Regions from separate parts of the Mus musculus genome. Here all the other regions are linked to region 1. Evidence: chromatin loops called from intact Hi-C (ENCODE). Cell type or tissue: heart. All regions are shown on one strand. Links, peaks and the distances in the headings refer to the core of each region. The heading gives the core; the rest is flanking DNA.

The links. A loop is a pair of places that touch in the nucleus more often than their neighbours do. Peaks named below come from ENCODE experiments on the same cell type or tissue, not always from the same donor. Only the 100,000 strongest peaks of a DNase experiment are listed, where the experiment ranks them.
Region 2: it touches region 1 in a loop (1.8-fold over the local background); 2 of 42 quality-filtered maps call a loop at or near these places.
Region 3: a loop joins it to region 1, with 1.9 times the contacts of the local background. A loop is called at or near these places in 4 of 42 quality-filtered maps.

Annotation. Positions count from the first base shown.
Region 1 is chr15:12,490,210-12,500,619 of GRCm38, forward strand. The region is part of intron 3 of Pdzd2 (PDZ domain containing 2); the gene reads right to left. Gm52211 (a long non-coding RNA gene) reads left to right here and starts at 1,701. Exons shown (of 3, transcript XR_003951632.1): 1 at 1,701-1,864; 2 at 2,359-2,488; 3 at 4,113-4,173. In heart, for the core only: a CTCF peak has its summit at 4,777 (motif pointing left); DNase peaks (open chromatin) are centred at 982, 2,057 and 3,196; H3K27ac peaks cover 296 bases.
Region 2 is chr15:12,409,558-12,419,967 of GRCm38, forward strand. It overlaps Pdzd2 (PDZ domain containing 2), which reads right to left. Exons shown (of 26, transcript NM_001081064.2): 8 at 9,901-10,015; 9 at 1,451-1,596. Among named protein-coding and RNA genes, the nearest start is that of Gm52211, 77 kb to the right of the region's middle. In heart, for the core only: no CTCF peak of the experiment used is centred there; DNase peaks (open chromatin) are centred at 5,344 and 6,434.
Region 3 is chr15:12,433,160-12,443,569 of GRCm38, forward strand. It overlaps Pdzd2 (PDZ domain containing 2), which reads right to left. Exons shown (of 26, transcript NM_001081064.2): 6 at 9,321-9,453; 7 at 3,945-4,100. Among named protein-coding and RNA genes, the nearest start is that of Gm52211, 54 kb to the right of the region's middle. In heart, for the core only: no CTCF peak of the experiment used is centred there; a DNase peak (open chromatin) is centred at 6,312.

The sequences.
Region 1 (10,410 bases), core at 848-8,847:
ATATATATATATATATATATATATATATATATATATATATATATGATATATGTGTGTGTATCTCATTGTCAGAAAAAAAAAATGGGAAAAATTAAATAGATGTTAGATTTCGGCCCTGTTTAAATAGCCAAGGAGAGGGGACAGGTGCCCTAGCCACCTGTCTAATGCTGTGAAGTCTGCATAAACAGGTTGGCTCAATGAAGCTGCTCAAGGCTCCTAGGACCAATCTGCATCTGTGTCTTTAAGATGGGAGTTGAATAGGCCCCTTCTGATCCTGAGACACCAGGCAGACCAAAACTCTGACACATAGTGTCACTCGCACAAAGGAAGCCCCCTGGGAACAGGAGCTGACCCTTTCCTCTTGCCCCACAACACAGCTCCAGCCTTTCTGGGCAAGCTCCTCCAACTCCCTCCCATGGGGCTGGCTTCTAGTAGGATTGCAACAGTTATGCAAAATAGGTCTCTGAAGGTCTGAAATTCCGAGCATACAGGAATGGCAGGTTGCTTAATCTGTAGCTTCAGAGCCAAGCCCTTTGCTAAACACAGGCAAGGCTCTGCAGCTACCAGGGCAGATTAACCGACCCACCCCTTGCGGCTCCACCAACCAGGCTCCTCAAGGGTTACAGATGCCATCTCGTTCCCAGGAGTTACCTCCCATGAGGGACTGGACAGTTCGGATTTTCACCCCTCCCTCACTTGTTTTCATCGTCAAGCTAAGCTCCACCCCCAACAGTCTTTACTGACAATCAGTCTTCAAATACTGGAGGAGGATGAATGATTGAAATGTCCTGGTGGAAAAAAAAAAGCTTAATTCCAGGCTTTTCAGTTTCCTTCTCAAACCCGGCACTCCTTATGAAAGACTTCCTGTGTGTCTGCAGTGGACAACAAGCTCCTTACAGAGGCCAGCTCTGGATCCAGGCCTGCAGTTTTGACACAAGTGGAACATTAGCAAGGTCACCAGATTTTCCTTTTCCCTTCCTAGACAAGACAGTAACAATGAGACACTGTGTGACGTCAAGACCCGGGTGTTCATGGGAAGGCTGGCAGGCTCTCACTAAGTGCTTGTAGGGATTCATAAGGAAACCTTGTTCTAAATGAGTAAGCACATTCAGCTAACTTCTTCCACATAGTGTGTACATATAGACACAGATTATTATTATAGGAAGCATCTTTTGTTTTGAAAGTGGCAATGTCAAATACTGAGATGGCAGAAGTCTGGCCAGCACTGACTTGGTGGAAGGAGAGATTGCACAGTCCAGTCAACGTGTGGCTCACAGACCAGGGAGAGCTGAAAAACCAATCTTAGCCACAGACTCCACTGACCTGCTTTGCCACTGATTAGACCTGTTACACATCTTCAACTGCCTGACCCCTGAACCGACAACCCAACACTTTCAGAGGCAGCGGTGCCACTGAACACAGACCAACACACAGCTTTCAAAACCACAGCCTAGGCTATTGGACACACGATGAGCTGTGCCAATCAGCTGTACACACAGGAATACATAGAGACAGCGTTCTTAAAAGACGGACTTAATACAAAGCGGGTCAGGGGGTAAATCCCCGTTGTGAGCCATTAAGTCTCCATCTTTGTTTCTCCAACTCTTTAAAATGTAGAAACACATCCTTAGCTCCCAGGCTATAAAAAAAAAAAAAAAAAAAAAAAAAAACAGGCTAGAACAGGCTGGACTTGCCCCTTGGGCCATAATTTGTTGACCCAACTGCTTCTATAATGGGCCCTGTGAAAAGGCCGGCTCCTCAGCTCAGCTTAAATCATCCTACACACAGAACCTGGGTCAGGAACCATCTGAAGGGAGGGTGGGAGACAAACCCAGGCTCTGTAGAGCAAGGCTACAGCACGAAGGTAGGAGCCAGAGGTTTCCTCAAAGCCTCCCAAGTGTTGTTCTCTCGCTATGGTATGCTGAGACACGGGAACCGAACAGTGATAAGGTGTGGCCTGGGTGGCGTCCCAGTTCCCTTGGGCCTAAAATCAAAACTAAAACATGGGCCACTACTGGCCATGGGCAATAGCCCACCAGTCAGCAGCCCCCAAAGCAGAGCCCATGACTGCCTTCTCAGACACAGCTCTGTGTGGTTCACCGGCTTTCAAAGTTCCGAGCATAGACTTCCCAAATCCAGGCTGCAGCTCACTCACTACCTACCTCCGAAGCTTACCTCACAGTCAACCGTGCATTACCCGCCCCAGGTCAGCTCAATTTCACAGCATTCTGCTTCTTCACTGGAGGGGACGATGTATGTCAGGTCAGCCCGGACACAAGGAGAAGCAAGGTCTAGAAATGGGTCTGAAAACCAGGCTGGGCTGGGCTCTATTTCTGTTCTGTTTCTCTGTATCACCAGACCCATGGCCCCACCACAGAGAGGATGTCCTGAGATTCGATACAACCACCGGAGACACAAATGTTTCAATTTTCTTCCTGTGCCGGTGCAGCCAAGATTGACCTCAAAAGAACATTCCCTTTTTCTGGGGGTAAGGACATTATTGTGACAGTTGCCAGCCCTCCATTTACTCCCACCCTGACAAATGTTGGGAATCCACACTGTGTCTTCTCACTGATTTCCGTTTGACTTAGAGGCTAGGCAAAGGCAGACTGCCTCCCCGAAGAAAACACCAACACACTGGAGTTCTGCTCTGGATCCCAGGCAATATCTGGATATTCCCCAGCTGTGAGCCAAACGCCAGAAGGAATTAGCAAGCCCCTCTTTGGTTCTGAACTATAAAAATGTAACAAGTGGGTTTTGAAACTTGAAAAATCAATTTCTGGTCAACTATCTTCCAAGTATTTGTTCTAAAACAGTGCCTGCTACGTATCATCTGCCAGTTTAAAACCTGGTTTTTAACTTACCGGCTTCCCCGGTTTACCTGATTGACTTTTTAAAAGTCACCCTTAGACGGATCAAACTAGTAACAATGTAGCAACAGAAACACTTTCCTGAGCAGCATTTTTCAGGCTCAGGCTACTCATGTTGTTTCTTGTTCATTTCTCAAATGATTAAAAAAAGAAAAAAGAAAAAAAGCCACTGGGAGTCAAAAGTTGTGGCTAGGGAGGAGATAGGACTCAGACTGGCTCTCCCGCCTGCTTCCTACCTGCATCGTAAACTGGCCAGGTGAACACTCTCCACTGGGCTCCAGTAGCCACTTGCACAGGATAGGCGGGCTGCCAAAGTTCCGCAGTGTTTTCTTTCCCTTCTCCATTCAGATCTTCACAGAGGGTTACTAACTATCAACAAAAAAGCTGTGAGCCAGGCCATTGCTGGCTCCAACTTCCTGCCTCGCTCTGCTGAGCAGAGCAAGAGATTCTCTTCCAGCTTCACCTGCTGAGCTCCGCCCCACCCACCTGAAGCACTCAGATCATTTTTCATTTATGAGTGCATCCAGCTAAACTGTGTGTGTGTGAGGGGATGAGCCACACATACGGCTCTGCCAGTGTGTGGAAATCCGGACTGCTAAAAACCACTTTAATTTTGGGGGAGCCAGTCCCTGGTGGCAGTCACGGGAGGTGCCCTTTTGCCTGCATCTGTAGGTCAGCTCTGCCCTCAGCGAAGGATAGCTTACGATATGGACACGGACACGGACCACAGAGGTAGGCTCAAGATTCCAGGCATGAACCAACAAAAAAATACCAAGTGTATATTTCACATTTACTAAAGAAGTGACACCAGGAACTTAGCTGAGAAATGTTCCACCCAGAGACCTAACGCTTCCCAAGGAACTAAGTATATTTTGAACTTTAAAGAGCCAAGGTGGTTGTCTGTGGGTTGGATGTTTACTGCGTAAGCATAAGAAGCCAAGTTGGGATTGCCAGCAGCCATGTCAAAGCCAGGACACATCTGTAACTGCTGGAGCTGGAGTTGGAGGCAGAGACAGGTGACTCTCTGGGCTCACTAGCCAGCTAGTGTTGCTGACCCAAGACCCATATGTGTACACACACACACACACACACACACACTAACAGGGGTTAAACCTACATTCATATGAATATAAAATTGGGAGTTTATTTTATAATGAAATTCATTGGTAAAGAAGGGCTACTTGTCTCCATGACAACAAATCCCCACTTTTCTAATCCAGCTAATCCCATCTTCTATTTCAGACTATCAAACATGGAGATGGCTGATCAGAACACTCACACACTCCTTCTTGAACATCAGCAGCTGCAAAGATGATTTGGTTTCTCACCCTGACTTTATCAGGAAATACAACTTTGAAAAACAGGCTCCCCAAAGCAGCACATATACAGCTCTATTTCTACTATATGCAAATAGGTTTGCTTTGCAACAAAGTGAGGGGGGTCCCTGGAAGTTCAGCCAGAGCCAAAGGTATTGGTAGCCCTGGGCAGTAGGTGGACAGTGTGTATGAACGACTCAAAAGGAAATGGTGTGTTGTTGTTGCAAATGGTGTGGTGTTATTAGCAAAGCTCTCACCAGACACACGGGTTTTAACAGAAGGAAAGCACCTTTTGTTAACTAGCTATTCTCAGGCTGCACATCCACAAAGTAGTCTTCTTTAATCTATCCATTTATTTTAGATTTTTATTCAATACACTCACATCCCCCATACAAATTACATGTTGTCACAACCTATGTTTAGTTATCACAGAAGTTCTTCCATTTTCAAAACCATTTTAGGATATTGGGGCTCGAGAGATGGCTCAGTGGTTAAGAGCACCAGCGGCTCTCTTAAAGGACCAGGATTCAATTCTCAGAACCCATGTGGCAGCTCACCCCTGTCTTTAACTCTAGTTCCTGGGGACCCAATGCCCTCTTCTGGCCTCTGCAGGCACAGACATACATGCAGGTAAAACATGTATATAGTTAAGTCAATTTTAGAAAGTTTTTTTAGTAACGACAACAATACCAACAACAAACAGCAAAGGCAGGTAGAGTTCTCTGAATTGGAGCCCAGCCTGGATAGTCTAAATAGTGATTTCCAGAACAGCCAGAGCTACAAAACAGAGAGACCAGGTCTGTGTGTGTGTGTTTGTGTGTGTGTGTGTGTGTGTCTGTCTCTGTCTCTCTCTCTCTCTCTGCCTCTGCCTCTGTCTCTGTCTCTCTCACACACACACATACACACACACTCTCTCTCTCTCTCTCTCTCTCTCTCTCTCTCTCTCTCTCTCCCCCCCCCAAAGGAAACTACATGGTCCTCCTCAATAGCCCACCACATCTCTGACGGACCCTTGGGTGATTTCCCTTTATAGTCAGGCCACCTGTGCTGTTTCACTGGTGGGTCAGATAGGAAGGACCACTGGAGGACAAGCCCCCAACTCCCCAAGAGTGGCATTCAGCCCAGAGTCAACAGAGAGTTGACTGTGCAGTGGACTTCCCACCCACCCCGCCTTTGGGAAAGTCCACTCTCCTACACTGAATTTACCATAAGAAGGAAGGCTGGTCCTTACACTTACTTCTTTTTAAAGCAGTGGAGGAAACAGGGTCAATATGTTCTTGGCCCATGAATAAACTCCAGTTGTGGTGACACATAAGTTGTGTCTATTGAATATTCTATTAGTTTGTGAGGGCTGCCAAAAATCTATGGTAAAACCAGTTTTCCCACCTCTCTGTCAAATTTTCTCATCACAGACTGGGTAACGTAGAGCACAGAGCTTCACTTCCAGGGAACGGCTGCTGCGTTTACTGACACCACCACCCCGCAACAAGTGCAAGAACCAGACACCAGTCACCATTCCATCCCTGGCTTCTGAATTAAGCCCTCACCCAACTTCCTGTTACCACCGGAAGTAGTAGTGTGGAGCTTGACTCCGTTCCTGAGGTCAGATGCTCCCATATTCTCACCTCCTACTCTATTCTCACCTTTGGTGAGCAGGAAAGGACCCTAAGAACCACCTCCTCCTACCTCCTCACTGTGTGGCTATGACAATAGGCCCAGGGAGGTAAGAAACGGCTTTCCTGGTGAAAGGGTGAGATTAGAATACAGGACTTTGAGGGACTGTAAGAGCCAGAAAGTTGCTATGTGGTTGCGTCTCCTAGAAACGACAGGGAAGCTTCACCCATGATACCTCAGCAATATGGCTGCCTAAACATGACCTGAACAAGCACAAACAACACTGACAGTCATGATAACTGGAAGGAGGTTCTCATAGGGCTTTACCCATATATACTAAGGATTGCTGAGAGTGAAGAAATAGTCTTCCCCAGGGATTAGCCCCCGAACTAGTCATCTAATATCAAGTGATCAGTCCTGAAATCATATATATGCAACAGTAAACAGACTGAGCAGATTGCATTTATGTGTACGAACACACACACACAACTAACGAATTACACTTGAGGTTTTTTAACCTTCGCATGCACAAGCATACATGTACATATGCATCTGCACGGACACTAACCACCCCCACCCCACATACATACATACATACATACACACACACATATACATACATACATACATGTGAGTAGCACCGACCACAGCAGTCAAATGGTGGAAGCACTGAAGATATCCATCTGTACTGGCTAGTTTTGTGTCAACTTGACACAGCTGGAGTTATCACAGAGAAAGGAGCTTCAGTTGAGGAAATGCCTCCATGAGATCCAACTGCAAGGCATTTTCTCAATTAGTGATCAAGGGGAAAGGCCCCTTGTGGGTGGGACCATCTCTGGGCTGGTAGTCTTGGGTTCTATAAGAGAGCAAGCTGAGCAAGCCAGGGGAAGCAAGCCAGTAAAGAACATCCCTCCATGGCCTCTGCATCAACTCCTGCTCTCTGACCTGCTTGAGTTCCAGTCCTGACTTCCTTTGGTGATGAACAGCAGTATGGAAGTGTAAGCCAAACAAACCCTTTCCTCCCCAACTTGCTTCTTGGTCATGATGTTTGTGCAGGAATAGAAACCCTGACTAAGACAGCATCCCTGGATGAATGGATAAACAAGATGTCCTATGTGCAGACAACACATTTGCCATTCTCCATCCTCTTCCCAAGTACTGGGATCCTAGCCCCGTACCTGCACGGTCCCTCCCAGAGTTTCAGCTTTGAATACCAGAGTTCTGTCCCTTTGTGCAACATCGTGAATGTACTTAAAACCACAACTCTGTAAGCGAGAAGAGGTTGAAATGATAACGTACTTGGTACTTTTTAGAAAGCCAGTGGAAGCTGACTTTTCCTCCCTCTTCTCCTTAGCTCTTTCCCGGCTGCTCTTCCCGGTTCTAGAACTGTCATGCTTATTATGAAAATCGAAAAGTGAAAAGACGATCACGTATCACAAAATGAAACTCATCAACAGCCTTGAAAACAATCTGTTCCCTCTCCCTCAACCCAGTAGAACTCAAACAAGGCATGTGAGCAAGCAAGGTGCTGTTTCCCTGCGCTGTGATGAGAAGCGATAATATAGAAGCTACTGGGGAACACCCTGCATTGTGCAAGCCAGGGGAGCTGTGGCCTGCTAACTCAGAGGCTCAGCTCCCTTCTAACTACTGCCTGATGCAGCGTTTACAAGTCAGCAAATTCCACATGTCCACAGTCTGCCCCTCTTCTCCTTAAGCCCACATGTAGCCTGCATACCTGTTGTGTCACTCACATCTGGCAGCATCTGGCAGACCAACATCAGCATCCCACTGGCCCTTCACTGGATACATCAGTTTCTCAGCTATGAGATCTGTCCAGTTCTTGACCAGTGCTCTCACAGCCCTCTTTCTAGCTGCCCTGCTGCCTGGTCCCTGGGTTCTAGCTCCTTTATGTCCATAGTTAAAGCAACTAAGAGTGGTCTGTCAGCTGCCCATCTCTCATGGGATGTCCAATAGACAGAAGAACTCAGCAGACCCTCAAAGAAAATCTAGCATGTTCTTCCTCAAAGCATTTCTTGCTTTTCCAATCATTGCTCCTCCCGCCACTCAATCAATGAGTCACCGGAGTCTTCCTCCCTTTCTATATATCTGGCAGTTGAACTCTCGCCTGCCCCTTCACATGTTAAGGCCTTGATTCCTAACTATTTCTCACTTCCTGGAGTGTCCATCCCTCTGTTCTATCTTGTACGCAGAAGTACTTGATGGTGAACATGTAGGCCAGTTTGACATGCTCTACCGAGGTACCACTGTGCACAGAAAAAAACCTCCCCTCCTTCACACAGCATCTAGGACCATCCTAGAGCTAGTCCAACACTTTTTGAAGAAACATGCGCACTGAGGATGGAGAGATAGATAGCTCAGGGGTTAAGAGCACCAACCACTCTTCCAGAGGACCCAGGCTTGTTTCCTAGAACCCATATCACAGTTACCTGTAAATCCAGCTCTAGGGCATTCAGTGACCTCTTCTGACCACCCTGAGCACCTGCACTCACGTGTGGACATGTGTGTGGGCACACGCACAAGCCCTGCCCCCCCAACTAAAATCTTGAAAAAAGAAACCTACATACACACATACATACACTGGCTCCTGCCTTTTCACAAATGTGAGTGCTTTCATATGTACCAGTGATTGTATACACAGTGTGTGTGTGTGTGTGTGTGTGTGTGTGTGTGTGTGCGCACGCGCGCGCACGCGCACGCACTAGAGATCAAATCCAGGGCCCCACGCACACTAGGCAAGTATTCTATCACTGAATTATTCCATCAGCTGCTTGTGGTTCTTATCAAGGAACATGTTGACTCTGCCATGTGTGAAAACATTTTTTAGCTGTTATAACTGGGAAGGAGGGAGAGGTTGCTACTGGTGTCTAACGGTAGAAGCCAGAGATGCTGCTAAATATCATATAACATGCAAGACAACCTCCTACAACCAAGACTCATCCGCAGCCTGTGCCTTGTGGGTTCTTAGGACACCACTGTATACTGTACTGTGACTGCTTCCCCCTCTAGGGACCATGAGCATAAATATCTGCAGGGCGCAGAAAATTAAGTGAATGAGCGAGAAATGGGTCATACAAACACAACAGACATCGCCAGGGAAAGTAGGCAGTAAAGCCTTTCTAACTAACACAGAGTCAAACTCCCCAAACACGGCACTGAGTCACACAGCATGTGACAGGTTCACAGCTTCTACATGCCTTCTCGGCTATGGTGGGTAGTGATTTCCTCTCTGGCATTTATTCCTGTTTAAAATTTTAAAATTACCTTTGTTTATATATACATATATATATGCATATGTATATATGTATGTGTGTGTGTATATATATATATACACACACATATATATACATACATGTATATACACACATACACATATACTCTGTCATAGTGCAAAAGTAGAGGTCAGAGGACATCTTGCAAGAGTTGGTTCTTTCCTCAGGTTTGGTGGCAAGCACCGTTACTGGTTTACCTGTCTCACGGGCCACCTGGCACTCATTCCAATGATAAGGCTGGAACAATACTAGAGCAACATTCCTTCTATTTCCCTCTGGACCCTGCATGCTCCTAATGTCTAATAAGGAAATGAGAAAATAGAACAAAACACATCGTCTGCTTTATAAAAATTAATTTTAGTGTGTGTGTGCGCACACGCGCTGGTAAGCACACGTGGGAGGCTGTGTAATGTGTACCTGGCCATGCACACACCATGGAGCGTTTATTCAGGCAGAGGACAGCTTTGTGGATTCAGTTTTCTCCTTTCACCTTTACATGGGTTCCCAGGATTGAACTCAGGTCAACAGGTTTAGTGGCCAGCGCTTCCAGTCGCCGAGCACTGAGCCATCTCACAGGCTTCGCTTTGCTGTCATTTTCAATTTCCTTCTTAAGGGCTCTTTCTTGTTTTTCTAATGATCTTAATCTAGTTTTTCTAAAAATAGATTCTATAAAATATCATTTGAGTGAGATGCTCTATGCAAGGAAGACTCCAAAAAAATACGTTTAGAGAGTGCTGTTAACTGGCTCTTCCATAATCTGCTGTGTCCAAACCCCCTTTTATGGAGTCCCCACCCCTGCTTATTTGTACTGCATTTATTAATATTCCTGGAACAAGCACTTTGAGAACGGAATATGTTCTCCCATACCCTCCTCTGTTGTTTGACTTCTTCCTTTAGCATGGGGTACTTGGTTTAAACGCCCAACTATACACAAAAAAGCCCCATCCCACCCTGCTAGTCCCCATCCCTCAGGCGTACCTCAGGCTCAGCTTCCCCCGCCCCCAGCCCCCATCCTTAGTCTCCTCTCTTCATCCAAGGAGCTGGCAGAGTGAACACGGGAGAAGGTGGCAAGGGTCACACTAGGCACAGAGATGGCAAGTGAACAAGAAATACATGGTGACCCGTGATCCTGGGTCCTCAACAAGGACAACTGTCCTCAGGGCTATTTGTCATCTTTCAGGTGGTTTCTCAGACTCAAGGCCCAGTCACGAAGATAGGCATGCTTCCTTCAGACATGGCTGAACAGGACTCATCTCTTGGGGTAGAAACAAGTCTAACTTCTGAAGAGTAGATAGTCCTTAGGCCCTAATCCACCCAACC
Region 2 (10,410 bases), core at 1,612-9,611, 80 kb before region 1:
TCCTATGAGTCCCAGAGTGTGACTCTTAGGGCTACCTCTGCTGCTAGCCTCCTCTTCCAGCCCTGTTTTTCTGCTAGGCCTTGAGAACGCCAGTGAGCCCTCATATGGGTCACGGCACCAGGACTCAAGGAACCCTAAGTTTCCCTGGAAGCTGACTGTCTTAGTCAGGGTTTCTATTCCTGCATGCCCAAGAAGCAAGTTGGGGAGGAAAGAGTTTATTCAGCTTACACCTCCATACTGCTGTTCATCACCAAGGAAGTCAGGACTGGAACTCAAGCAGGTCAGGGAGCAGGAGCTGATGCAGAGGCCATGGAGGGATGTTCTTTACTGGCTTGCCTCCCCTGGTTTGCTCAGCCTGCTCTCTTATAGAACCAAGACTACCAGCCCAGAGATGACACCATCCACAAGGGGCCTTTCCCCCTTGATCACTAATTGAGAAAATGCCTTACAGCTGGGTCTTGTGGAGGCATTTCCTCAACTGAAGATCCTTTCTCTGTGATAACCCCAGCTGTGTCAAGTTGACACAAAACCAGCCAGTACACTGAGCTTATGTCCAAGTTGGTTATGTCCAAGTTGGTTGTTGCCTGCTGCTGAGTTCCCTGTGGTCCAGGGACGAGATAACGGAGGAGGAGGAACCGCTATTCAGAGTTGCAGAGCCAGAGTTCCTGACAGGAACAGGCTCTGTAATGCTAATCTCTTCCTTTAGTCCTCCATGGTGCCCCTGATCCTGGCTGTTTGTGTCATCACTGGAGAGCAGGTAGGACCCCAGGCATGGCATAGGCACACATGCTCACAATGACCCACACAGGACGCTCCTAGCAAATAAGCAATGCTGGTTTGCCACAGACCATGAGACGCCATTGTCTCCTGGCAGTGGAGAGTAATTCTTGGTTCCAAAACACACAGCATGAAAAGTTACGGACGGAGATCTATTGAGAGATTATTTCCCTACTTTCTTCAACTATCGAGCTGGCTTCTTTGTCATCTTTCTGGGTAGATACCACACACATTCTCTCTGTGCTCTGGCTCTTACTCTCTCCAGGACTAAATACGAATGGCCCTTATCAGCAGTCAGCTCTTCTGAACAGGGGCTTATAGGGGTCTTTGAAAAGAAATAAAATGTGTGCATACACTTTCACACACACGATTCCCCCCCCACACACACACACACACATACAATCATGGAGACACAGGGATTTGAAATCTGTACTTTCATCTCTAACCAAGCAATGGTGGCTATGAGTGAAGCAGAGGCCCCATCACCCCAGGATTAACCTGTGATGTCCCACCACCCCAGGATTAACCTGTGATGTCCCACCACCCCCAGGATTAACCTGTGATGTCCCACCACCCCAGAATTAACCTGTGATGTCCCACCACCCCAGGATTAACCTGTGATGTCCCACCACCCCTGGATTAACCTGTGATGTCCCACCACCCCAGGATTAACCTGTGATGTCCCAGTAGAATCCAGCAGCTGGGGAAGAGAGTGCTTGCGGCCATCTCGGGAGACCTCCAGCATTCTGATCCGGGGGTCCCCATTTCGTACCATCAGTTCATTATATTCTTCAACAGACTCTAGGCGGTGGACACCTCCTACAACAGAACATGGTGGGAGCATGGGTTGATAAGGGACGAGAAGAGTTAAGAGAACGGATGGGCCTAAAGACCATATTCATAATCACTGATGGGTTTAGAAGGCCTGAAAACGTACCAAGGGTCAAGTTTTTCCAGTCCTATCACCAGGTTCTGCATAACCTTGTTGTGTTCAAAGATGATGATGCTGAGCTACGAAGAACCTGGGAGTTTCTGAAGTGACAAGGTAGCTGAAGGAGCAATGTATGCATTAAATCAGATGCAGGGTGCTGGGGACAGCAATAAACTGGGGAGGGGGGCAGGGGCATGTGGTCTTGTAGTAATGGCTGGACATCATTTTATATTTGCATGGCTTCACTGACAGATGGGTGCTTTTATTCCGTATACAATTATAATAGTGGTTTTGTTTTGTTTTGTTTTGTTTTTGAGAGGTACAGTTGACACAGGTCCTTGCTATGCAGCCGAGCTGGCCTGGAATTCTCTTAATTCTCTTGTGTCTTGTGACACCAACCTCTGAGTGCTGAAATAACCTAAAATACTAATGCCTGGCTTAGTAATGACTTTCTAAATAACCCTTTTTTATTAATGTTTAGTAAGTATAACTTAAATGTGCATAAAAGTACCTGAGTGAATTCCACATGACCTCTAACACAGAGATCAAAAATCACTCACTACAGCCTCAGAAGCCCCCTCTGTTCATTTACTAAACGCTCCTCACCCAATGAGTAACATGATCGTTACTTGAAACACCACTCACCAACTCTACCTATTTTTGAACTCTATATGAATGGATATGTACTTTTTCTGTATGGAGCTCCTTGTTCTTAACATATATATCTCTATTTTGTGTGTGTATGCTTGTGGGGGCACATGTGCCATGGTGTGTAGGTCAGAGGACACCATGGAGGGGTCGGTTTGCTCCTCCCACTATGTGGGTCCTGGGAATGGAACTCTGGTCATTAGGATCAGGGGTAGAAACGTTTATTTGCTGTGCCAGCTTGCCTGCCCTTAACACATTTAATTTGTGAGACTCACCACACCGTGTGTGCTGTACACGGTTTTGGTTTTGTCTTCTGCGGGCTGTAGCTTGCTGATCAAGACTACAGCTACCAGGGGCTGGCGAGATGGCTCAGTGGTTAAGAGCGCCGACTGCTCTTCCGAAGGTCCCGAGTTCAAATCCCAGCAACCACATGGTGGCTCACAACCATCCATAATGAAATCTGATGCCCTCTTCTGGAGTGTCTGAAGACAGCTACAGTGTACTTTCATATAATAAATAAATAAATCTTTTAAAAAAAGACTACAGCTACTGTATTCTCACACATGCCTCCTGTGAGTGTGAGATAGCCCGATGACATGCCATTGTGGAGGTGCTGGCTCCTGGCATCTCTTCCTTCTGCAGCACTGTGACTGCAGGATAAACTGTCTTCCCCGCATCGTCCCACTCTCTAGGAGGCCAGGATTGTGGCTGATGGTAGAGGATGCTAGGATCACACCATGGCTTCCAGTTTTCATTCCACTGACAACGGATGAGGTCACACTTGGGCACACATGGCCACCCGCTACTCCCTTTGGTAAAGTACCTGTTTAGTTTTCCTGTCCATTCTTGAATTAAATCTTTCTGAATCCTAGGACGTTCTTTTTATTTTAGTATGTGAGGTTATGAATCCTCTGTGGGATCTATGAATTATAAATATTTTCTCCATATCCGTGCCTTATCTTGTCTCATAGTATATAACACAAAGAAGCTATAATTCTAACAGTACGACACAGTTACTTATGTTTCAAGGCGTGTAGAGTGTGTTTATACAAATAAAAAGGTATAGTTTTGTTTCTAACATTTTAGGTATTATATAGTCTATATTTGGCTGCCTTATTAAGACACCCTGACAACTTAGAGGGCATGGCTTTGTTTTGTTCATGGTTCATCACGGCAGGGAAGTCACAGGGCAGGAGCTCTGTCATATCACATTTACAGTCAGGAAGCAGAGAGCAACAAATGCACGCCTGTTAGCATTCAGCTCGCTCCCTGCCAGTCCAGGACCCAGCCTACAAAATTGTACCAACCCATCCAGGATGGGTTATTCTACCTGAGTTAGGTATACTCAATAACACAATTCTCTCACAGGCATGCCCACAGGCCAACCTTATCTAGATGATCGCTCATTTAGAATCCCTCCAGCTGATTCCAGATCATGTCAAGTTGACAATTAAATCTAACTATCGTGGGTGGCCGTAATATTACTATGTGATATAATTAATGGGACCACACTTGTATATGGCTACCCACTGTGAACCAAAATGTAATTTTACAATCATGACTGCAGATCAACTTTCATTTTTATAACTGATGCTTTTGTAACCTATTTAAGAAACTTTTGCAATATATATGTATATATGTGTGTGTGTGCGCGCGCCCGCGCGCCTGTATTATGCATGTGTGTGTGTTTGTCTGTCTCTGTGTATGTGTATGGGGTGTTTGCAACCCAGGCACTCTACCACTGACCTATGCTCACAAATCTATAATGATTTAAAAACACCTAAGTTAGACTATGTACTATTGGAAATGATAGATCAATTACATACAAATAAAGCTAAAATCACTATTTCTATATTAAATACAACATATCACCTATGTGCTTGCTTATATGTCATATATAATTGACATATTACATATGTCAATTCTCTCTTTAAAGACTTATTTTGAATGGTGTGTACTTGGGTGTGTCTGTGTGTAGGTATTCACCAGTGGAGGTGCCTATAGAGACAGAGGTGTTAGATCCCTTGGAGCTGGAGTTATTGGAATTATGGACTTATGCAAATCTCCCTATGTGGGTTCTTGGAACTGAAATGAGGTCTTTTGTAAGAGCAGTATGTGCTATCAATCTCTCTGGTCGGTTCCATATACTGATTCCTCCCCCCCCCGCTTTGGTTTTTTTTGAGACAGGGTTTCTCTGTGTAGCCCTGGCTCTCCTGGAACTCACTTTGTAGACCAGGCTGACCTCGAATTCAGAAATCCGCCTGCCTCTGCCTCCCGAGTGCTGGGATTAAAGGCGTGCGCCACCACTGCCTGGCCATATACTTATTCTTTAGTGAATTGATTTCTCCTGAGCTGTGTAATGACTCATTTGATAGTGTCCAATTTCCATCTGGAAATTTCTCTAAAAATTTTCATGGAATAAGGAAAGGATAACAGTAGACTTTTAAAAGTCACATGCTGCTGAGTTTTTGAGCAATGATATGGTGCTGATGTAGTTAAGGGATGTCACTTAAGGCTCAGCTTTTCAAATGCTAAACATTCACTGTGTGAAAGTGGGCTTTTTCAAATGTCTGAAACCCCTTTGCAGCCAAGGAAAGCTTTGCATTTAAAAAGATCACAAACTTATGAGGTTAACACGGATAAGTCAAAAGTCCTGAAGTTAAAGGAGGTCCCTGCTGGCAAGAGGAGAGGCAGGCAGCGAGAAAAACCTGGGCTAGCATATTTGAAAAAACATTCTGTGAAATGAAAGATGTTGTTGCTTGAGTCCTTCTGGAGCCAGACTGGGCAAAGCCCTCATGGAAATGGCTGGAACAATAATTCATAACTTAGTAATTCATGGGCCAGATTAATCTTTCTTGGCACGCTTACTCATCTGAAAAAAGATTTACTAGAAGAAAATCCCTTCTGAGTTGACCGGGAGGCACCTGTCATCATCAGGAGAGAACCCACAGACGGTAGCACCCGCTGATAACACCCTAAGATGTGTGGATCCGCAGTGACTCATGCAAGAGGAACATGAAACAAACACCCAGATCTGGAAGGCAGACCCAAGAGGATCCCATGGAAGCCAAACCTCCCAGGCAGGGCTGGCAAAATGGCTCACTCACATTATTGTTCTTGCAGACGACCTGAGGCTGGGTTCCAGCACCTGCATTAAGCAGCTCCCAGCTTTCTGCAACTCCAGTTTCAGGAGGGCCCTTACCTCTCTCACCTCTCTAGGCAGATACACATGTATTCATATATTTTTTATTTTTATTTTAAATTTGGGCTAGAGAGATGGCTCAGCGGTTCTTCCAGAGGCCCTGAGTTCAATTCCCAGCAACCACATGGTGGCTCACAACCATCTGTAATGGGCATCCAATGCCCTCTTCTGGTGTGTCTGAAGACAGCTACAGAGTACTCATATAACAAACAAACAAACCCAGATAACCTGGGAGACCATAAGACAATGCCTTTAATCCCAGCACTTGGGGAGGCAAAGGCAAGCAGAACTCAAGAGTCCCGTGTACAGAGTGAACTCCAGGACAGCCGTGGCTACATAGAGAAACCCTGTCTCAAAAAACCCCAAACCACACAGACTCCTATAATGCAAAGGTCTTTAGAGTGAAGCAGTTCACAGCACTGTGAAAGCCCTGTTCTCCGAGTTTCTTTAACATGTCTCCAGGTTAAGCTGCCAGCCTCCTCTTCCTACCCCCTACCGCATGAATGCGTTCTATCCCGCTGGCTGCCAAGGACCTGTCCACCTCTGTACTCATTTCCAGAACTGAGAATATAAATATCACGGGTTTACCCAACTTTGTGCACACCACCATCACCTCCCACCTCAACAGCCTGCAGTCCTTCCCCTACGCACACTTGCCAAGTTTGGCTAGACCAGATCATTATTACCGTCAAAGATTAGCCTCTCAAATAAGAGAGGATTAAAAACAGTTGCCCAAAATATCTTTCATTCTCCCTGACTGCCTGGAAAAATCTCCCACTCTTCTCCTCCACGTCTAGACGACTGGTCTCCAGGCTTCTTTCTACCAGGGCTTCCTTTATCCTGCTGTTTCTGAATGCATCTACCGGCACACAGTCCAGAGACTTCCGGCTGCTCTGCTGCTTGAATGTGTATGTGCATCGTCTAAGCAGCCACCAAGCGTACGTGCGGGTTGCCTTCCCAGGAGACTGAGAGTTCTCACGAAGGCCTTCCTGTCTGAAGCCATTCAAACATCATTTTCCCCTCTTGAGAGGGCAAAGAGGATAGAAACATTAAGAATGAACATGAAAATCATGACCATAATATTAATGGCTTCAACAATACAAACAATGGGTGCTTCGGAGGGAAGGGCCCATGGCTGGCAGGCTTTGGAACAGCAGAGCTAAACACATTCTCCCATGAGTCTTCCAAAAGGCTGGGCTCATAGAGGACTCACATTTCCTGGAAGAACATGGGCACAGTGTGATCCTCCCTCACAGATGAAGAAGCTGAGGCCCATAGAAGACACTGGTCCCACATCCCTTGTCTCATGGATGGAGCTGGAAACTGAACCCAGTTCTGGCTGATACCTGTGCACGCTTCCTCCCCTACCCCATGTTTCCCTACCACAGGCTTGGATCGCTTGAGAAGGCGAGATCCCCTCGTGGCAAACAGTGGCCCAACCCTGCATTGGTTATCAGCTAAATGTGTTCCTGGTTCCAAATTGACAATATGGACACGGTTTGAAAAACCAGACATCTAGAAGGTCTCTGAGACACTTGCCCCACCCCCATCTGAATCCAGAACGCCTTCCACACGGGAAGTCGGTAGGAAGAACTGTCTGGAACGTAGGTCCTATTCCTGGCTCCTACCCAATGACCTTTGGGATTTCCTTAGCTGCTTGGACCTCATCTATAAAATAAGGAATGTGACAACAGAGGTTTCAAAGGTCCTTGCGTCTCTCCAGAACTTGGAGAGCCTCCCTGGGAACTGATTATACAGGGTCGATCAACTCTGGCAAGCTGACCACTGCCTCTTTTCTGCACACAGGTTTAAAGGGGCCTCTCTCAGAGCTCCTGGTGGGGTGCTGCTTGTCGCCCTGAGGTGAGAGCCTTCAGAGAGTCTCTGCAGGCCTCTCTCCCAGATGCTAGCCCTTTCTGGCAAAAGTCAGCCTCTACTGCTCATTTCAACACGATGCCGCCTAATCATTCCCATTGATCGATACAAAATAACTCATTTTTGCAAATGGAGCCTTAAGGTATTCCACTTCATGGACCCATGCTATTTATCTTCTCTGAGAATAAAGACAGAAGGCCAGGTGACAGGGGCAGGTACTCTTGGCTCCCCCTTTCCTCCCCAGGGATCTGGGTGCAGAAGAAAACAATGGAATGGGGGACGTTAACAGATAATGCCTTGTGTTGAGTGTCTTTCTGTGGGTTAAAAATAAGACTTGGGGGAGCGGGGGTAGCAGCAAGATAGCTCTGTGGTTTAAGCACTCACTGTGCAATCCTGATGACCTGAGTTCAAAGTAGAAGGAACGCAATCAAGCCCAAATTGTCCCCTGGCTCCGTACTTGTGCCACAGCGTGCACAAGTCAAAACCTCATTACTTATAAATGACATACACACACGTCTGCAGAAATAAATAAGAAAGAACGAAAATAAATAAGTAAATGATAAAATAAGAACATTACTCAATCTGTCAAAGACAGGGTAGCGACTCTCTCGGACAGCTGTTGGAATGGAAGTTGAGGGAAGGAGGTTTAAAATGGACTTAGGGTACAAGGCTACCAACAGCTAAGGGCTCAAAGCTAAGTTCTGCCTCCCTTTCCAGATGCTTATGAGTGAGTAGCCAGAGTCAAGCTAACTACTAGGCCAGTAGGTGCTGTGCCAGGAAGGAGCCCTTGACACATTTGGAGACCATAAAAAAGCTTTAATACATTTTTAAAAAGATGTATTTGTTATTATATCTAAGTACACTGTATCAGATCTCTTTAAGAGCCACCATGTGGTTGCTGGGATTTGAACTCAGGACCTTCGGAAGAGCAGTCAGTGCTCTCACCTGCTGAGCCATCTTGCCAGCCCTAATACATTTTTTTTTAAATGCAGGGAAAGTTGAGCATAATAGTAAGTAAGGAGTAGACAGCAATGAATTCAGTCTATATCTTAAGTGTACATGTGCTACATGCATGTGTGCACACACATGGGTGGGAGTATGCACATCCACAGGTGTGTAGAGGCTAGAGGTTGACAGTAGATGTGTTTCTCAATTATTCTGCACCATTTATTTAATTTACTGTGGGTGGTATACGTGCACACGCATGCAGTATATGCATGTGCATATGGAACCAGCCAGAGATGAATGCTGTCAGATGTTTGCTATCTACACATTGTTTCTGTACAGTATATCCGTGTGTGTGTGTGTGTCTAGTAAAAGGCCAGAGGTTGATGGCAAATGTCCTCCCTTTTGCTCTTCACCTCTGTTTTAAGTTCAGGTCTCTTACTAAACTCTGAGTTTGCTGTTTCAGATAGACAGGCTAGTCAGTAAGGCCCTGGGGAATTCCCCTGTCTCTGCCCAGTGCCAGGGCTACAGAACTGTGTCGCTCCTGGCTTTTACATGCGTACTAAGGAGCTGAACTTAGTGCTCGACCCACTGAGCCACCTCTCCAGTTCCCAGAATGTAATTTTGTATGAATGCCGTCATAAAATTTTTTATTTTATTTTATTTTTGTTTTTTCGAGACAGGGTTTCTCCGTGTAGCCCTGGCTGTCCTGGAACTCACTTTGTAGACCAGGCTGGCCTTGAACTCAGAAATCCATCTGCCTCTGCCTCCCAAGTGCTGGGATTAAAGGTGTGCGCCACCACTGCCCGGCAAAATTTTGTTTTTGAGGGAGACAAAGTATCCAACAAAACAGAAGTGCCAAGGACCTCTGAGAGTCCTATGGGTCATCTGCTGTCTCCCCCAGAGCACAGGCCAGGCAGTCTAAGGAAATACCCAGGGCGTGTAAATCATGGATTCTATCAGTTCTGAAAGCTGCAATCTCTTTCACTATTTCTCCTGCTTAGCTGAGATGAGAACTTGATGTGAGATAAACCCTTTGCTATTTGTTCTAGTTGGCTGAGGACTTTTTGGGGGGCATGGGGCACCTGAGAGTCGACTCTGAAAGGGTTACCTGAAACCTCATCAAGATAAATGAACCAAACATTCAGGAAATGGAAGTTTCAACAGATACACAAATGCTGACATGCACTTTGTTGGGCTGCTAGGTTTAACGGAGCTGCTCTTCCAGGGCCTGCCTCGCCAGTGGAAAAACAGTCCTGAGGTTTTAAGGAGATAAAGGGCTCATCTCCCTAGGTGCAAGGTTAACCCTCTGCAGAGGATGAGGCAGGAGGACTGTGATTCAGGCCAGCTTGGGAATCACAGCAAGCTGAAGGCCAGTCTGAGCATAGCACCCACTGCTCTCTCCCCTGACGGTTTATACTGTTAATGGGGTCATCCCCTCCCTCCCCATGCCTCCCCTCTCTCCCCTGTTCCCAAGGCTGCAAGCCTGTCTCTTTCTCTACCAGCAGGAAGGCTTTCCACTTACCTGAGAGTCGGCTCTTGAGTTTCATTTTACTGTTGCCCTGTTTGGGGCTTTCCAAGTTGTTCCCTTTGGATTCCTCAGAGCTGCCTACGTCTTGAGACTCTTCTGACCCGAGCATCTAAAAGGCAGAGCAAAGAGCTGAAGGGAGAGGCGAGGCCTCCAATGGGTGGTTATCTCAGACAGACTGGAGCAGCAGCAATACAAATGTCACATGAGAGAAAAGGAACAAAGTCCCACCCTTCAGGTCACCCGTGTACAAGGAACTGGCAAGGTCCACCAGGGAGGTTTCAGACGGGAAAGGACCCCGGGGCTGTTTCCATTTCTCCTGGGAAGAACCTGGTCAAGGTGACCCCAGGGTAGTGAGTGGTGAGGCTAGATTGAGAGTCCCAGTCTCCTGGTTTATGGCTCAGGGATTTTTGTATGGTGCAAATTGCCACAAATAAATCAGAAAGCCAAACCTGTTTCTAAGACATCGGTTTATGTCAACAACAGACGATGTATGCTCTGGAAATG
Region 3 (10,410 bases), core at 1,664-9,663, 56 kb before region 1:
CTATGACAGAATACATTTTCTATTTTAGGACAGCCCCCTTCCCCCCTTTTCCTCCCTTTTTTTCCTCTCTATATTCCCCTTTACCTTGCAATATATGGACATACACTTTAATCCCCAGAAGGCTTAAATTCAGCCGACCCCAATTAAGAGAGTAGGGAGTGGTATTGATGGTAAAAAGCTGTGTAATTACGGACAAGAATGAAAGGTATCTTTAGAACAAAGAACTAGGCAGGAAGCCATTTATCTAGTGATAAAAATCTCACAACATCTACAATATAATTTTCACAGAAGACATTAACAGAAGGGCAAGGACATAGTATTACTGCTCTAGAGGCCCATTATGTTACTTTATATATGAGTATGTAATAAGTAATATATATTACATGCTCTAGTGGTCCATTAGGGCATTTACCTGAAATTTGAAGGTATATCTCAAGTCCAAAAGCTGACTGTATTCAGATGGAATTTTAACAGTATTTAAAACACACACACACACACACACACACACACACACACAAATAGAATGCAATAACATTTTTCAAAAAGTAAAGTAAATTGAGGGCTGGGTATGGTGGTGCATGCCTCTAATCCCAGGCCTTGGAGGCAGATCCTGGTCTATACAGCAATTCCAGATCAGCCAGGGCTACAGAGTGAGGAGGCCCTGTCTCAAAAAAGATGAGACACCAAACCAAAACAAACCCCACCCCCGCAACAGAACCCCAAATGTAATACTACTATAAAGTGAGATGCAATCTATAAACATCCTAATGTCTTCCTTCCACACCCCAGAAACCAGGTTGGTTTCTACTAACCTCAAGTGTGTCTACTCCCCTTGGAGACCCCTTCATTATAAGCTCTCATTTACAGGGCACGGCATTCACTTTTTCTATGCGACCGCCCAGATGTTTACTTCCCTGGGAACTGCAAACTGCACAGACGAGGGAAGGAGGCACGGAGCCAGACAGCGAGTCGCAGCAAGCCCTGCAAATGTTGCTAGAGGAGTAAGTCTAAGTCAAACATCAGCAGCTTTCCGGGCGATCCATCCCGGGCAAGTAATTATTCTTATCTCTGTTCTCCTCCACGAATCACTTCATCTCCTTACGTATGAAACCAAACCAAACCAAAGCCACCCCCCCCAGATTTAAATCTTAGTTTCTTAGGCCAGTGTTGATGGCAGCCTTCTCCTCCTTATCCTGTGTTGGTAGTCCTGCACGGTGCCTTGAGTTTCACACAGCCCCTTAGCTATGCTCCGTGTCAGCGGAAGCACCCGCCTGAGATGTGTAAGCCAAGCGAGGCCCACCAGGGAAAGTCCAGGATTTCGAGGAGAGGCAGGGACATAGATGGGGACAGAGGAGAGAAAAATATGCAGTCAGGGTATTTGTGCATCTTCTCATGCTGGAGCTGGCACGATACTTTCCACAAGTACACTGCCAGTCTATCTGCAGAAACAGGTATGCAAAGGTGGCGAACAGATGTGCAAGCACGTGCCTTGAAGGACCCCAGGCTTCCACATTTCCCACGTGCACAGCGAACATCCCTACTTCCTGACCCCTAAACTGCAGGAAGGAATGGGGTCATTCGAGTCAAATCTCTTGCCTCAAGGCTGTGCCCTGCACAGAGAGGTGCAGGGGGTGGGCGTGGGGTGGGGATGGAGATGGGGAGCTCCTACCAGTCTACTGTGTGATTGATAGAGTCCTGCCCCTTCTGTTTTCTACAATCTTGCTGAGCATCAGAGTCCTATGGGTGCTTCAGAAAGCCCAGACTCCTGGACTCCAACATTTGCAGACCTTCTGAAGCCAACCTCCCATAAGACACACCCTCCTGCCAGTGCAACGACCCCTCTGCATCATGCCTGCATGTCTATAGAGTGTGTGTACCCTTGGCGTACCGCTTTGTCCCTGACTCTTGTGTTTTCCCTCATGGCTGCCTAAACTGGGAGTAGGTTGGTGGGTATGAGTGAAGGTGACTGAGGGTGGGTGCGTGGGAGGTAGGGACGGGGCGCGGGGAGGGGGCAAGCTTGTTATCTATGGATCTGAGTGGCCTCTCTCATCAAGGATTTCTAGCCCAATGCATGAGAAGTACGGCCCAGTTCATCCCCAGGTTCCTCAGTGGTCTGCCGTGTTGCCGTTCACTTTATTCGAGTCTGTGTTCCCTACAGCTGTGAGTCTGGGCACTTTTCCTGATGCCTTGGGCTAGCTAGTGTTTCTATTCACATGTCACTTGTCCTTTACCAATTTCTATTGAGATGTTTAATCATTACGGTTGATTTGTTAAATATCAGGGCCTACCACAAAACAGAAACAGAAGGCACACGACCCAATTCCTTCTATGAAGCCAGTTACACTACATATTCTCCCCTTGGAGATGGAACAGTTGCTGTCTAATCAGGGCTTTCCCTGGTACTGTAATTTATTTCGTGTTGCTTTTGAGGCAGGTCTCATGTAGCCCAGGATAGCCTCAAATTCACTATATACCCCAGGATGACCTTGAACTTCTGACCTCAGTGCTGAGATTATAGGTGTGTGGCACAATGCCTGGTTTACGTGGTAGGCCAGCAATCTGCCAATGGAGCCACAGCCCCAGATTCCCGTTAAAGCTTTATTTAATGTTTCAGAGCTCAAAAATGAGATGCATGGTCTACAGACAGGCCAGAGCAGTTGTGAGGATCCCTTGCCTCATGCAGCTGATGGCACCTTGGGAGAAAGACCAAACATATCTGGGGCCAGCAGTTCACAGAGGATGAACATGGACAGCCAGGGTGAGCCGGGGGTGGGGGGTTGGGGGGTGGGGAGTGGGGGGTTGGGAGCGGTCAGTACAATGTAGTAGTTCCTCTGAGGAAGTCAGATTACAAGGTCTCGAAGATGAGCCCCAGTTGCAGACAGAGGTTTCCACAGACAGAAGAGCGGCTGCAAAGGTTCTGAGGCCGGAAAACAGGAAGCCACCATGCGGGGCTGTGCTGTGGTTAGGAAGCGGAGCAGTTGCTTAGAGTCAGTAGTGAGCTTGGTGCAAAGAGAGGTCTGAGAGGCAGGCAGAGGGCATGTGAAGGCTGGGGAAATTATTAGTTCAGTTTCCACTCTTGCTGAAAGCCAAAGGAAAGCCACCAAAAGCCACCATTCCGTGTAGAGAAAGGGTACAGCCACAGGGTTGTTTAACCTGCCCACCAACCCCGCGCCCCTGCCCCCGGGTCCTTCATGGTAGGCTTACCCACTTGCTTGGGTGGGGCCTCCTGAGAAAGCTGTCCTCTGATGGAAAAGCAACTTTCCCCTCTTCCCTCAAAGGTAGCAATGTCCCAGTAACTGATGAAGAATGCAGATGTTTGCTTTGCTTCTCAAGTCCCCGGGCTCGACAGAGGTAGGTCAGTTCCCAAAGCTTAACCGTGCTACCTAAGTTCAAGGCGCAGAGAGAGGAGTACTAGCTTCTGAACGGCAGAGAAAGAAGGTTGGTGCAAGAGCAGATAGAAATAGATCAGGAGCCCGTATTTTCTCCTTGTAGTAGGACACCTTCCTGTGTGTGCCGGTGTGACACAGCAGATTGACCCCTTGTGCAGAGAAGCGTTGTAAGCTACTCGGATGACCTGGTATGGTTCAAATTCAAAGATGGACTCTACCACTAATCTGCCTGCGTGGTTTCTTCCACATTCAAGCAGAAGTCTGGAAGTCTGAATTGAAACCCTGAGTTGTTTTCAAGCATCCTTAAGAAGCAGTAAGCGTGTCTTCGTGCACACGAAAGAGCGTTCTAGAGACTGATATATATGCACACAACCCCACAGCCTGTGGTTTCCAGTTTCAACTTTCTTAAATGAAACGCATCTCCCTTTCAGAAGTTTCCAGAATGTGCTGAGAAAGATATAAAAAAGGAAGGCGCCACATTCTTCTCTGATTCTGTCACTCACGTCTTCAGAAAGGCATCATCCTAGCGCTGGAAGCAGCCAGAGGCTCACTTACCGTGCCCCGGACAGCAGCTGAGCCTGTCCCCTCTTCATCATCCCTGGCTGCCTCCTGGTCTTCGTTGTCAGTCCAGGAGGATATGTCCTCCACTGAACTAGTCAGGTCAGGTAAGCTCTTCGATGTTAACTTCAGAAGGTCCTCCGCTGAGCTCTCCTAAGAGGATACACGAGAGGCCCAGGAATTACCCACCCGGGTACCAGCAGCAGCTGATGGAAATCAACCTGCTGAGGCCAGCCACAAGCTCTGACCCAGAGAGTGTGTGAAGTTTATGGTCCACACGTGTGGGGTCACTGTCAATGTCAGGTGTGGTAATACAATGTAAAGCCACAAGGAGCACCCAGGAGCCTGGCACACTTCCTAGAAAGGCCACTAGACACGGAGGCCAGGGATGGGATCTGGGCTGAAGAGTTGAGCTAAGGAAAGACTGTGATGTGTTCCCTTTATCTCCTCAGCCTAGCCACTTCCGTAGGGAGTAGAACGTTCCACGAGGCTTGAACCATCCAACTGCTTGACTGTCCGCAGAACACAGAAGCCAAAACCAACTCACAGGTTGTAACAGACCTTACAAACTTTTAGTGATCTGGCATCCAAAGTCAGCAGTGCTCGTTTGTTACCTGCTTGATGCCATTTTTAACCCCAAGGTATGTGAAAAACATTCACTCTAGGCAAGCAGTATATCAGTTGAGCTACACTCCAGGCCTAGGACAACCGTCTGTAACAGTAATTGTGAATATATTGCACTGTTTGTCTGTCTAAGGAAATAAGTTATTAGGCCACACATGAGTCCATTTCTCTTCGGTGTTGTCTACTCTGTTGGACCATCTGTAAGAAAGAATTTTTTTAAAAATAAAATGAAGGTTGTAACCAGTGAGTAAATTACAAAGTAGCCATGAGATAGAATATTCTATGGCACTGAGATGAACTTCTGGTGGGAAAGGGTCTCCCAGCCTGCTACTCGGAGAGCAGGCAGATCAGAAGCACGTGTGACAGCATGCTATCCTCCCATGTGGAATGATGACACACGTGCTCATGCATGACAAAGAGAGAAGTAGTCTCCCCACTGCTCCCTCTAGCCAGCCACACTGCTCAGGGGCTTAACTGCCTCCTTTAAGCTTTGTGACATCCTCAGAGGCACTTCCCAAGTCTCGAGTCTCGCTGTGCAGAAAGGGAACAGGGATTTAAACATGTAATGGCTTGCCCAGAACACACAGCTTTTCTCAGGGTGGAGCTGGTGTTTAAGTCCATGTGGGATGGCCTCCAAGACGTCCTCTGTCAATTTGTGTTTGACTCAAAGAAAACGAAAACATGGGTGCGGGCGTGCGCGCGCACACACACACACACACACACACACACACACAACATACACAGAGTAAAGGAGCATCGAAATCACCCTGGCTGTTCTAGCATGCCTTTTTTTCTTGCTGTGATTTAAAAAAAGGACTAAAAGCTTGCTGCAGTGCTATGTGCCTTCTATCCCAGCACTCAGGAGGATCTCTGCACGGATGAGGCTAGCCTGGTCTGCACAGTAAGTTCCAGGTCAGCCAGGGCTATCTAGAGAGAACCTGTTTCTAAAAGCAAGGCAAAACAACCAAACAGACAAGGACTAAACAAGCTGAGGAAGGAAATGTTTATTCCGCTCACACATCCTTATCACAGTCTATCAGGATGGAAACCAAGGCAGGGGGACCTGGAAGTAGGAACTGAAGCAGTGGCTATAGAGGAAGGCTGCTTCCTGGCTGTACTCTCCGTGGCCTGCTTGCTCAACTTGTTTTTATAGAACCGCAGTCCACCTGCTCAGGGGTGATATTACCAGTGTGTTGGGCACCTCCTAATCAATCAGGAAATGTCCCCACAGACTTGCCGGAAGCTCCCCTTCCCAAGAGAACCCTGACTTGCATCAGGTTGACAAAAAACTATCCAGCACACCGGCAGGTCGGCTTTCACAACACAGACACCCAAGCTCCTACTAGGATACAGGCTAACTGCCTGTTTCTGTGGAAGCATCCGGCATCCTCTCCATGAGGTGACTACACTTCCGGACAATGCCTTAAAGTTTTGTGACAAGTGTCCTAGATCTAGAATAGTAAGATTTTTACATTTTTATTATTCTTTATAGTTGGACGCTGGAAACCCTCCCATCCTTCAAACCCCAGGGATAAAGGCAAAACCAAGCCTATGGCTTTCCTACTCTGGTTAGATAAAGAGGAAGAATGGCTGGATGCCAGGAGAAACCTGCTGATGAATGCTCCTCTTCCTCTTGCATGGACGAGCACTCAGACAGTTGGGGACAAGGTTAGGAACCAGCAGCAGGCTGGATCGCTGGCTGCCTGAGTGTAAACAGGACACACAGCAGGAACTGAAAGGTGTTAGTTATCCTCTGAGATCTGGGGTGGGTGCCCAGGATCCTGTGGTGTGAGAACTGGTTCCCGGATGTTGCTCAGCCCTATAAGAACCCAGGGCCTCTGGGAGGAGCACACTATCTTTTTCTGACACCCTGCTCTGTTACACTTTACATGTTCTTTACCTCTAGGGCGGCTGGGAGAATGGCAGCAGCAGACATTTCGCAATCTATTGGACTTGGCAGAAAACCTGCTTTTGTCTACTGCCCCCAAGGAAGTTAAATAATCGCTGGGATTTAAATGGAAGTCTTTGAATAAGAACACACATCTGCCTCAAGGGATTGGTTTAGCATCTACTGAGATGATTCTAGTATCTGGCAACTGTTATATACTCTACCTCTTATCTTTTAAGGGGCCAGGTAGGTGGAGAGCCTGGCATTACTCGGAACCATCTTTGAGGTCCTGTGAGTGTACCTCATAGGGCAACAGCATAGCTCTGCAGAGCTAAGATGTGTGTGGCCTTGCACAGATTCTTCTGAGCAGCCAGTAGTGGCCCACGTCTCCACACATTTAGCATGGAGAAGGCATCCCCCTATTCCTCCTCCGAGTTTAGCAGGTTAAAGTGAGCTGTTTAGACCTGAGGCTGTGATGGCACATGCCATAATCCTGGGCAGAAACTGACACTTTGAGCTGCTCCCTGGATGGAGGTAGCTGTGCAAATGAAGTAGGCTGCCAACACAGGACTATGTGCAAGACCCAGGGATGCTGCCAAACTGCTGATCTGCTAGGCAAAGTGAAGAGGTGGTCTTTCTTCCCTTGAAGCATGTCCCCCCGTCCCTGAAAGGAATGATTAGCAGGGGGACAGAGAAGCTCCCAGGACCTCTATCCTTCTTTGTCCCTGTGGAGAGATGCAGATAGCCCTTTGGGTATAGAAGATTCAGGAGAAGTTCCCAGGGCCCACAAAACCTCTGTAGGGAGCAAAGGGCTACAGGAAGAGTGGGCTCAGATCTGCCTCAGGCGCTTACAACTTTCACCCAAGGCGTACCTTGGCAACCCTAATGTTCTCCTCAAAGGTTTGGGGTAAGAGGTAGGAAGAGAAACAGACTTTTTTTGTTTTGTTTTGTTTTGTTTTTCAAGACAGGGTTTCTCTTTATAGTCCAGGCTGGCCTCGAACTCAGAAATCCGCCTGCCTCTGCCTCCCAAGTGCTGGGATCAAAGGCTTGTGCCACCATGCCCGGCCTGAGGCAGATTTTTCAGATAGCTTGAAAAGGAATCCTAATCTGGTATTATATATAATTGTCTTTTGTTACCTGTGAGACACCAGAGCTTAAGATGCTTAAATCCTTCTTCCTACAACACGATATAATATTTGTATAAAACATATCTATCCCTTAAATAGTTCCCAGGTTGTCATACAATGTGAATGATCTATAAATAGCTGCTGGATTATTTAAGGAGCAACAAAGGGAGGGGGTTAGGGTCTGTGTTAAGTAAAAATACAATTGTTACTTTAAATACTTTCCATCTGGGGTTGGTTGAGCCTATGGATGGAGACTCATGGATATGGAGAACCAACTGCATTCCCCAAACTGGTGCTAGATCTTATAATCTAAAAAAGAAAAAAATACAGGAAAACCTACAGATGCCAAGGTTCAAAATAAAAAGCAGGAAGATGGAAAGGGAATTAGAAACAATGGCAGCAGACTCTATGCAGAGCTGAGCTGTGTGTGGCCTCACACAGATTCTCCCAGTCAGCCACTCAGCGGCAGAAAGAGCCATGTGGTTCTACCTTACTCACTCCTAAGTCACAGGACCTCTTTAATGGTCTCAACAGCATAACCAGAAGACCTAGCAGAAGGAGAGCAGTCATTGTCTCCTGGCCTCCTCAGAGCCGTGGCATCGGCAGCCTTTCTCTAGGAACTTTTGAATGCAGATCATAAGAGCCCATGACAGAGTCATTACATCAACACACACAGGTGAAAGAAACCCAGACTTGGGTTTCAGGATCCGGTGATAACAGTGAAGACCAGGAGGGAGATATGGCAGCAGAATGGGACAGAGGGTGGTGTGCCAAGCATTTGCTATCTGGCACTGTTGACAGCACCATGACCTCTGCAAGATGGCAGCCACTATGGATGCTCTGCCCACTGTCATATCTGCCGAGTTGGGGAGGAAGGGAAGGTGGAGGTGGTTGGACAAAGGAGGCATAGAGCTTCTTCCAGCTCTAACAACGTAGGGGTGATTAGACTAGGGACCAGGACTCTCCACAGACAGCCCTGAGACTTTTCTCATTCTGGCCTCAGAAGATGCATTCCTTACTGTGGTGGTTTGGATGTGAAGTGTCCACGCCCCCTCACCCCCAGCTATGCTGAAGGCCTGGTCCTTCGTACAATACTTGGAGGTGAGACTTAGGTAAGTGGTTGGTCCTGAGTGTTCTTATGTAACAGATGGATGGATCCATTAATGGATCCACAATTGGAGTACTGGGAAGTGGTAGAAACTGAAAGATGGGGCCTAGTTGGGCTAAGAGGGCCCCTGGGATATGTGTCTTTGAAGGGCCTCTTCATGTCTCAGTGTCTTTATTTCTTGACTGCACAGGGCACACAACTTTCCTTTGTCCACTATACTCTTTTGCCACAACGTTTCTGTATGGTCATAGGCCCAGTAAGGGATCCAGGGGGTCATACACTGAAGCCATGAGCCCTAATAACCTTTCTTCTTCTTTAAGTCACCTATCTCAGGCATTTCATCATAGTGACCAAAAAAAAAAAAAATTCCATGCAGCCTTCTTTTTCCTCCTATCATGTTTCTGCATCTCCTATTCTTTACCTTCTCCTTCATTCTGTTATAACTTTTCTAACAAGCATCTTTAATGACTTAATCAAGCACATTTCAGTCACATGTGCACATCTGTGGAATCACAGCTACCGCCCAAGATAAGCCGTAAGCATGCACATACCTGCTGGCATGGGAAGGGCTCCCGTCCGGACTCATACTACCATGATAAATACCAAGAATGACAGAAACTACCTACCTTGCTGGCCACCACCAGCTGTACCATCCCAGTGGCTGAGCGCAGAATAGCCACAGCTTCCTCATGGGAGAGCCCGACCAGTAAGTGACCATTGATCACCAGCAGTTCATCTCCTAAGGACAGCCTGCCATCCCTGAAGAAACGGAGATGGGAAAAAAGACCCCTGGTCAAGACATTCTGGGTTAGAGAAGTGCCGTCTTCTAGGAGCTAGGCAGAGTCATGAGACAGGACAGTTAGATAAGGTGGAAGAGGAAGGAAAGACAACCAAAGATGGTTTTGGGTGGGATTGCGTTAACGCTAGTATCCAGACTCATGGACTCTTTGACAGTCTCTGGGACTCTTGACAGTCACTTACCAATACACTCACTCTTAAGCTAAGCGTCTCTGACAACGAACGTCAATGACACTTCATCTGGATGACTATTGTGATAGAGCAACTAAGACCCTCAGGTTTTAGGAGACTCAAGTCAGTCGATCTTTCCCTAATCCTCCCTGTCATCAGCTCGGGGCTATTGCTAAGCTGAACACAGACAGTGCCAAGACACGTCAAACCCACCTGCGGCCCTTCACTGGTCTATTGTGTCTCCCTCCCCGCCCCATCAGACAGAAGCAGGATTCTTTCTGGGAAACTGGGGCTATGTGGTAAGTGTTGGTACCTCCGTACCCCACCACAGAGCTACAGGACCTTGAAGATAAAACTTTCCAAGGATTATTTCACTCTTGGGTCCCCCACAGAGGACAAACTAGCGAAGCAGAAGCAATCACAGCAATGAAGTGTTGAGCTTGCTATTGTTAAAGGTTTGAGATTTGATTCATTTCTGTGGTTGTAAAAACCTGGGCTTTTTTTTTTTCCATTTAAATTACGGCTGACTCTGAGCTCCTGTCTCACTGCTGGCAGGAGACTTTGCTGTTACTGGGACTGTCTCCTTAGGGCAGGTCACGGCCCTCAGTGCACACAACCCTCGAAACTGATTTCTGCAATGGATTCCGCTGAGCTGGCCAGGGTCTTGTCTTCCATAAACCAAAAGGCCCCTGACACTCAGACAGAAAATCTGGTGAAGCAGACCATGGCGCCTAGGGGTCTCCCTGT